Regions from separate parts of the Homo sapiens genome. Here region 2 is linked to region 1. A link is a loop called in an ENCODE intact Hi-C map of the cell type or tissue named here. Cell type or tissue: HCT116. All regions are shown on one strand.

Region 1 (5,000 bases):
GATTCAAGTTACAGGAAGCTAGAAAAAGCTGGAAAGTTAAAGATGTCCCAAAATAGGAGCAACCTCTAGACTTTGTGTCCCTGGAATTATTCAAGTGGAGATAAGCAAGTCTTATAAATGGTGTTAAGGGGTGCATGCACAATCTAAGACGGGATTTGTTAACCATTAATCTCTATCCACTCTTAAAATTTCATGACTAATTCAGCAAATATTTATTCTACGCTTCAGGCACTCTACATAAAGAAAAACAGATATAAGGTGATACTTTTATGTGTAAAACTAACAGATTAATTAGTGTTATGAGTATCTTGGTAGAGAATGTGGTGGAGAGGGATATTTGGACTTGAATCCTAATTTCCCAGCAAGCCCTGTCTCAACCGTATTCTCTAGGCACAACTATTTTAGTTCTAAATGCATAGCTCCAAATTAATGCATAAGCCCGTATCTTGCTCTCAAAAAAACTGTTGTCACAGAAAAAGTCCTAAAAACATACAGTGTACACAAATCAATGCATCTTAAATTACCCTTTTTCTTCTCAGTCATTTTACCTCAAAGGCTTTTCTAAGAATAAGGAAACACAAACTCTTAAATAAACTTCTTTTTCTCTACCTGCATTGATTTTTTCCCTCCCAATTTAATTCATATTCTTTTAACATCCTTTCAGTGTCTGTGGTTTTTAATGACATGTTTCCTTCATTTTGTTACTCCTAATTCACCTTTCCAAAATTATTTTGCTTCTTTTTTCTCAAAGATTTTTTTTTTCTCCTTAATTTGGCCTCTTTTCCTATCTGTCTTTTTACTTATCCACTGTTTTCCTTTAGTGGTAAATTGATACAACTGTTTTCCTATTCAAGCATAGCCTCTTTATTTTCCTATAATCCCATGTATAATTTTCATAATTTCCTTTCCTCAAATCTTTAAAAAAATTTGGTTAAATTTTCTTCTTTCTGTGTGAGTTACAAGTGTTTCTGTGCTTCCTTTCCTGCCATTAGATTTGATAAATGTTACAGGATTTGAATTACCAATTTCCTTTTCTGGGGATGAAATTATTTTATATTGATTCAGTTTGTAGTTACAGGTCCTAAATTATTTTAGGAAAAGTAATAAATTATTTCTTATAGAAAATATATTGAGTAGTCTATGAAGCTAATAATGGCCAAGAGCAACAAGCTAAGTAGGGAATAAAAACAGAATAGAGAGAAGTATGGGTGAAGGGAAGGGCCCATGTTCAGGAGAAGAAGACAAAAGGCTGTTTTGTGAACATTCATTCATTTAATCAACATTTAGTGAGTAACAAATACTGTGGACATTGAAGAGCTCATAAAACATAAGGTGGAATCATTGCCCTCTAGTAACTCAAGAGGTGAGCATGAACGAGAGTACTGCTTTCCTGGGGAGAAATGAGGAGAAGCTGTATAAGGCATGTCCCACTTGAGTCAATCCTGAGTGATCTTGTCCCCTCTCAACTTCGCCACCTCTCAGTTTTCTTACCTATTACATAAAATGAATAATAATTTCTAACTCATTGTTTCTTTGTGTGGATGAATCAAGAAAATGGAAGTGAAACTCATTAACATTGTGCCCATACAAAATAAATCCTCAGTACATGGTTGCTGTTATTATTTTTTGTATGTGAATTTTCCAAACAGCCATGAGTAAAGTGCCTTCCAGACGGAGGGACCTAACCGTGCGAAGACCTGTGGACATGAAAGATTGCACCCTCTGGGAAAGATGCAGAGCACAGAGTGCAGTGTGTGCTCAAGGTTAAAACAAAATATAAAGGCAAGGAATATGGGTAGAAGTGAGATCATGAAAGATACTCAATGATCAGAGCTTTATCTAATAGAAAGCCATACATTTCTAAATGAAGATTAATGGTCCAGACTAACATCCATTCCCTTTTCAATTTCTCCCGTATTCCAATGCATTCAAATACAGTAGAAAAATGGAATATGATCTTTTAATGTTCGGTGAAAATGTATGTAAATTGAAATGGTTTGCTTTGTTTATGTACACAGACAAGTCTTAATTCTGCTACCGTTTTAAAGAATACTACAAATAATGCTGCTATACACATACACACCCATAGACACACTATTTTTCTAAGTCATCTGCCAGGAATCTTCCTAGCCCAAAGGTAGCATTTTAGTCATGTGTCTCAAAGAACCTGAGAGAGTCACAAGACTATAAGCAAAGCCTGATACATCAAAACAAGCCCCTGCAGGAGCTGGGAGGACTCGTTTCACTAGTGAAAAAAGAAGTCAAGAAGGCGGGTGCTTCCTGGTGATGACTGAGTGTTCATGTTTTATAGGTTATGACTCTGCTGGAGTTTGAGCCCTGAGGGCCTAGCTCCTTTCAAAATATAGCACCCTGAATGAAGGATATCTTGGACTGAACAAACAGTCCCTAGTCCCCTCTGTCTCCCTCAAATGCCACCAGCTGAGTTGACGAAAGAAAGTTGCAGAAAGTAATTAGCATGCATTCAGCTTTCACATCTGAATGGCATAGCTTTGTAGGGTATTTAGATTTATTAAACTAGCTTATACCTAATTTTCTATAACCAGATGAGTATTATAATTATGTGCATAAAATTTTGTGCAATGCTTTTGAAGATGCAAATGCTATTAAATTTTGAAATAAAATTCACAGAAATATTCCTGTTTTATACTTTCAAAGATGTGTTATATAACGATTGTTTGTAGAATGTTGAAAGTGGCATATTCATACATACAAGTTCCATTTATTTTATACATATTTTGTTGAGGAAACTGCATAGCAACTTTCCCTGAGAATAATATCATTAATTCTTCTAAACTCTATACATTGAGAAAAATCTACCACTGTATAGGGATTTAGGTAATACATAACACGGTGAAACATATAAACTCAAGTTGAACAATTCTTCCATATAGAAGGCTCTGTGTAGTGAATGAATGCACCTTGTAAATGTAAGAGACAGACTATTAATGGAGAATGCAGAAGAGGGGCAGCTACACTGTTTCATGAGAACCACCATACCTGTTGATTAATGGAGAGGCCTTAACAGCACTCTTCTTCCATGCGTCTTGCCATGAGGAAAGGGGAGGAAGGGAAAGGTAGTGATGGCAGCAACACCTGGGGAAGGGAGATGGGGAAATATGTAAAGGGAAAATCAGCAGCCCCTATACAATGGTGTCCATCCATAGACCTCGCCAATAAAACAATTTCCAAAAACCCTGAGTTTGTTTGCTTTCTTTAAAAAAAGAATCTATATAAATTTCAAAGACAATCTAAACAAATTAGTATTTTGAAATGTGTTAATTTGAACAGTCTTTCAACTATGATTCTCCAAATCCAGGGACCCAGTTGGCTGCTACAAAATGAGCCACCATTTTATCCTCATTTTTTAACTAGGCAGGACCTTCACATATGGGCATAACTTTTTTTTACAACAGAAAAAAACTATAAGATGACTCTAATACCAAATAGATATGTATTTTCTTTCTAACATACAGTAGGATTATCATCTCATTCTGTCTCTACCTAGCTGTTATATAACTGTCTCACAATGCACCTTCCTTTTCATGTCCTCCTAAGGACATGTAATTTTGACATGAAAACAACTTCAACTTATTAACTTAATAAAAAAAATTAATTTAACAGAATCCCTATATACTGGAGGAGGTCAAACTAATAAAAGTTTTTAAAATGTTCATGTTTTAATTATATTTTTGTGGACATGGTTTAATCTGGACTATGTATACTTTCAAAAAGTATAAATGCACAGAATTTTATAAAAATAAATTAAATTGTATACCAAACAGTTGATGGCAGTAAATTATTTGAATTTTAATAAAGATTAGTTGTTTTAATAACCTCTGCAATACTACCACTGCAAAACAAACACTGGTACAATTTTTTTCTCTTAGAATTTATTTTAAAAGAAATATTTAACTTTGTATGTTTATATTTAAATGCAAATCATATATAAAAAATGTTTCTCTTAAACTGTTTCTTTAGAAAAGCTTTTATACACAGTGAAGATAAACTTGCAAAAATAGATGTGTATTTTATGAAGAAAAGTAATGTAAAAAAATGAAATATAGGAGAGAATTAATTTTCCTGTGTGTGACTTCATACACAAATATGTTTCTTAGTGTATTAGATACACAAGGGCTAGGACATTGATGAATTTTTCTCTAAAGACAGGGCTATTCATGAATACGTGTTTGCATTCTTGTTTCTAAATGTGAATCTAACCTTTAATCCCAATGTTTGGGAAAGCAGCTATCACAAGGATCATTAGGGTTTGGAAAACAATAATTCTTTTCGTTTAGCCTTAATCCTGTTTAGACAGGGTGTCTCCAAATTTCCCAGTTTTCAACTCCTCTGGTCTTTGACACACTCCTTATGATTAGCCATCGTATCTAGTTAAAATAACATGACCCACCTAAGGCTTAGGCAATAGTATTAGTCAGCCCTTGAGTTGAGAAATTTGGAAACTAATTGGTTGTCATAAGAGATTAACATCAAAGAATTCTGAAGGCATATGTAGCATCTAGGCCCTCTGATGTAAAAGAAACAACTCAAAGTAGCAAACTTAATTTTAAACTGATATTATTGAGCATATACTTTTTGCACCATTGCTTGGGATTCTATAAATTTCTATAATTTTGTATTTAACTTAAAACATTAATTGATATTGCATGTAATATTTTAAAGTTTGAATTCCCCTTCAAAGTTAAAACCTCTGCATTTCAGTAAAATAAAGTTGAAAAAATTAAACCTAATTTTTTGTACATTTAAATATTCCTCAGTGATTATTTTGGGATCAGAATTTTGTCTTTGGAAGAAGCAAATGTGGGAATCTCATAAGCCAAAAACCAAAAAGGAGGAGAATCCACATGCTCTTAATTTGTGGCCAGATCTTGCATCTAGCATGAAATATAGCTTTTTTTTTTTTTTGCATATGAGTTGCTAATATGCTAAGACTTTTATGTATAGAAAATTCTTCCTTTGGC
Region 2 (5,000 bases), 85 kb before region 1:
CTTGTCACATAGACCTGTCTACTTGAACTGCTGCCTCCTTCTTTCACCATACTATTATGATATTATAGTTCCTCTAGGTTTCCAGCATTTAAAGCAAAGTCCACACCACAAATGCTGGCCTCACAGCAGAGAAGGGGTGGGAGAAGTGAGAACTGGCTAAATGTCTCTAGAGTACACTCACCAGCATTTCTTTTAGAAAAGAGAGCAATGGATATGAAAGAATGATTGCTTTCAGTGGGAGAAGGTAAAATATTCCCAACTACTATCAGCCATGTGTCTATATTCTAGAGCATTTCTTCCAACACTTGAGACTTTTGAATATTTTAATCATTGAAGATACAGGAAGAAATAACACATGGCCCATATTCTCAAGGCACTCATCAATTATTAGGTTCCCAGTAACATAGAACATGGCTAGACTTGCAAATAGAAGTATGAACACAGTGTAGTGGGACCAGGGAGATCCCCTTCCAGGAGAGCTCCTGATATCTAAGCTGAACTCTGAATATCAATAATGGCAATATTAGCAAGTAATCGCTGCTTAACTAGTATATGCTAATAATTAAGCAAAATATTTCATGAATTTATTTAATTTAATTCACAATTTTTAGGTTACATTGTTATTCCCAACATACAGATGAACAAACTGAATTTCAGGGAGATCAGGCAAGAGTTTTCAAGGATAGAGAACAAGGCAGAGATGGGGTTAGAGAAATGCAGAAAATAACATGAGACAATTAAATAACATTAACTCAAAACGCAGGAGATGATGTTGGAGAGGTAAAGATGGTAGTAAGGTATTGATATGGTTTGGCTATGTTCCCACCCAAATCTCATCTTGAATTGTAGCTCCCACAATTCCCATGTGCTATGGGAGGGACGCGGTGGGAGGTAATTGAATCAGGGGGGTGGATCTTTCCCACACTATTCTTGTGACAGTGAATAAGTCTCATGAGATGTGATGGTTTTATAAAGGGGAGTTTCCCAGCACAAGTTCTCTTCTCTGGTCTGCCACCATGAGAGACATGCCTTTCACTTTTCACCATAATTGTGAGGCCTCCCCAGACATGTGGAACTGTGAATCCATTAAAACTCTTTCTTTAGTAAATTGCCCAGTCTCCAGTATGTCTTTATTAGCTACGTGAAAATGAACTAATACAGGTATGGAATTTTCAAAGTCGTACTGACTTTAGAGTTACAAGCACAACAGAGTATGCTATTAGTGCAGTATAGTGTTTTGCACACAATAAATAATCAAACATTTTCGATGAAAGAATGAACATTATATAGTTCACTCTCTAATTCAATTTTCTCTTTGTAATTTGCCAAGTTGACCTCACATGTATGTAAAAATGTTAGTTTCAGAGTCTTTTGGGGATAGGATCTTCCATTATCTTTATACTTCAAGAACTACAGGCTGGACACAGTGGCTTGCACTTATAATCCCAGCACTGTGGGAGGCCGAGTTTTGGGCAGAAAACTTGAGGTCAGGAGTTTGAGACCAGCCTGGCCAACATGGTGAAACTCTGTCTCTACTAAAAATACAGAAATTAGCCGGGTGTGGTGGTGCACACCTGTAATCCCCGCTACTGAGGAGGCTGAGGCAGGAAAATAGCTTGAACCTAGGAAGCAGAGGTTGCAGTGAGCTGAGATTGCACCACTGCACTCCAACCTGGGTGACAGAGTGAAACTCCATCTCAAAAATACAAAAAAAGAACTACAATTTCTCAGTTTCTATGTTCAGTGAAAAAGACCAAATGAGACTTAGCAAAGTACAGATTAAGCTATTATAACAATAAACCCTTCACATTTTGTGTAAAACACATTTATAATACCTTATAAAGTTTCTATCTTAGCACTTCCTAAGATTTTGTTCAAGTTTAAGGAACAAAAAGCATATTAACCCAGACAACATGTGCTCTGGTAGGGAAAAAATCAAAGGTGAAAGTCCACTTACAGGTCTTATGAACATTTAGTGATGTCAGCCAAGGAAACCCTTATCGCTACCATAAATATATTTCTAAAACCTGCCAAAAAATAATTACACACAAACATTTTGAAATCATTTGAAAGCCAAGAAAATCCTTCCACATCCTCAAGGAACTTTAAAGAAAACATGTTTTAAAATAATGAACTGCCTCCCATTTTCCTCTATTAAATGATTATCTGATGTCAGATACTTGTCATCAGTTGTAGCTTAATTACATGGTGGCACTACCATTTGGGGAATTATATTCTAATGTCATGCTCGCCTAAAAGTAATTTGCATGCAACCTGCTCTTTGGTTCTGAGGATGATATCAGCCACTACAGAAGCAGAGAGCAAAAGTGTTATTAAGAAACATAGATGTGGCCGACGCTGTGGCTCAAGCCTGTGATCCCAGCACTTTGGGAGGCTGAGGCGAGTGAATCACTTGAGGTCAGGAATTTGAGGCCAGCCTGGCCAACGTGGTGAAACCTCGTCTCTACTAAAAATACAAAAATTAGCCGGGCGTGGTGGCACACGCCCATAATCCTAGCTACTCAGGAGGCTGAGGCACGAGAATCGCTTGAACCCGGTAAGCAGAGGTTGCAGTGAGCCGAGGTTGTGCCACTGCACTCCAGCCTGGGCAACAGAGTGAGACTCCGTCTCAAAAAAAAAAAAAAAAAAAAAAAAGGGAAAAAAGGAAAAAAAACATAGATGCTTGCTGAGGTCATATTGAATTGATGCTACCGCATAAGCTAAGGACAAGTACATATCTTACTGGAAGAGATGCCATCTCCATGTTTCTCCCATGAGAGCACAGATTCCTAAAGAACCTCATCGATCATTCAATGAAAAGTGACCTGAATTCTAATTTTCTTCTGCAAAACTCTTCTTTGAAATATTAGAAAAGCTGTTGATTCTCTATTCCCTAATCTCCCTGTCTCAGAGTTGAGGATACAATCTCCCACATCACAAGGGTGCAATTAATTAAGGTGTAAGCATTTTCCAACCTGTGGATGCAGGTAACAGGTGTAAATTACCATTTGAAAGAGTGATTCATGTCACCAAGACTAACTGCTGACTAGGGAGGCTTAAATCAATCCTATTTGAAGTTCTATTATTTTTTTTAAATGCTGACAGAGAATCCACACTTACATACAGCATTTCACAGATAAGATATGCTCCCTGCCCTCTGGGTCTGCCATGTCAGTGAAACAGACGGCGAGATTATAGGATAAATGTGGAAGCAATGGGCAGGGAAATGATGAAATGACGATAGATTTTTACAATCCTAAAAAAATTCTGGAGTAGCATTACTAGTAGGTAAAATGAGACTTAGATAATATTAAAGTAGCAATTTCTAAATTCTGATGTTTATCTGAAATTTTGTAAAAGTACTGAGCGGCTACGCTTTAGTTGTCTTCATTGTAAAAATGTGTTTTCAGAATAGGTAACATCTCCCCTGCTATATTTACAATGAAATTTGAAAATCAAAAACCATAATATTTAATGCACACAATTTCTGTTTATATCGTAATTATTGTTAAAGTATATTACTAATAATGAACAATCATTTCCTTTTAAAATTAGGTAACTTGGCTTAGATTTTTGAGGTGATGCATGAGGGAAGGTAATTTTCTATAAAGAGAAGCATTTAATATGCCTCTGAAGCCAAGGTCCAACTCGATGTAGAGAATTAAAGTAAGGGATAGAAGATGAAAGGGAAGATGATGGAGGCAGGAGAAATCTATTAGGGAGGACTATTGTGGCAAGATAGGATAAATTGAGTTTTTGCTGGATGGGATAAATCTGGATAGTTTTTTGTTTGTTTGTTTGTTTGTTTTGAGACAGAGTCTCACTCTGTCACCCAGGCTGGAGTGCAGTGGTGTGATTTCCACGCACTGCAACCTCTGCCTCCCGGACTCAAGCAATTCTCCTGCCTCAGCCTCCTGAATAGCTGGGATTACAGGGGCGCATCACCACACCTGGGTAATTTTTGTATTTTTAGTAGAGATGGGGTTTCACCATGTTGGCTAGGCTGGTCTCGAACTCCTGACCTCCGGTGATCTGCCCACCTCAGCCTCTCAAAGTGCTAGGATTACAGGCTTGAGCCACCACACCCAGCCTAGATAGTTTCTAATATAAAAGACAAAGAGCTACAGAAAAGTAGCAACTGAGTATAAAAGTGAGTATGAAAGTGGAGGTGAGAAATTTAGGAAGCACTGGGAGTTAAAGGATTGGATGGAGAAATGATTTTAAAAGGGGGATGTCGGGTAATGCCTGTAATGATTAAACTGTCTATGCAAGTAAGGGGCCATGTTGAATAAAAAGCATTGCCAAAAGCTTGTTTTTATATCGTGAAGTGAGTTTTTGAATTGAAGTTTTGAAGCTCTGATGTAGATTCCAGTTGTATAACATGACGCAATTGGAGTTAGCATGTTGAAGCAAATTCTGCAGCAAAAATAGTCCTCTCGATATTTCTCCCCATCCTCTTACTCCATTTTGTTATATTTCTATTATTAATACAATGCATTGAAATGCTATCTTCTGTTATCTGAATAAAGATTCTCTAATTTTACTATCTTTTCCTGGTGAAGCTTAAAAAGACATGCTATCATTTCAATCAATATTTTACAATTTGTTAGGCTGCTGCACATAGTTTGATAGACCTATTGATGGAGCATGCTGTTAGCATGTTGCTGTAAGATACCATCCGTGAGGTCCACTTTTAAGGACCTAACAAACGTACATTTCTATTGGCTTTACATGAAGCTTTAACATTATTTTTATTTTGCATTTCATATTTTGTACTTTTGGGAAACTGCCTTATAAAAAAATCAGATAATATTACTTTAAAATTACTCATTCCATAAGTATTTTCTGAATGCTTACCAACACACTATGATTCCTGTCCAAAAGTAAACTTAAATAAAGAAGAGTCAAGAAGAATTACAAAAAAAAAGTCATAAACACTATTATGTGAATAATTACCAAAAAAGGCAGAGACTTGACCAAAGGAAAAGTTACTGCACAAA

The links. Hi-C counts contacts between places; a loop is a spot of excess contacts. Peaks named below come from ENCODE experiments on the same cell type or tissue, not always from the same donor. Only the 100,000 strongest peaks of a DNase experiment are listed, where the experiment ranks them.
Region 2: it touches region 1 in a loop (2.7-fold over the local background); 3 of 110 quality-filtered maps call a loop at or near these places.

Annotation. Positions count from the first base shown.
Region 1 is chr4:30,948,234-30,953,233 of GRCh38, reverse strand. All of the region lies in intron 2 of PCDH7 (protocadherin 7), which reads right to left. Among named protein-coding and RNA genes, the nearest start is that of LINC02497, 220 kb to the left of the region's middle. In HCT116, no CTCF peak of the experiment used is centred here; DNase peaks (open chromatin) are centred at 203, 2,243 and 4,423; H3K27ac peaks cover 5,000 bases.
Region 2 is chr4:31,032,903-31,037,902 of GRCh38, reverse strand. The region is part of intron 2 of PCDH7 (protocadherin 7); the gene reads right to left. Among named protein-coding and RNA genes, the nearest start is that of LINC02497, 140 kb to the left of the region's middle. In HCT116, no CTCF peak of the experiment used is centred here; DNase peaks (open chromatin) are centred at 2,382 and 2,742; H3K4me3 peaks cover 841 bases; H3K27ac peaks cover 5,000 bases.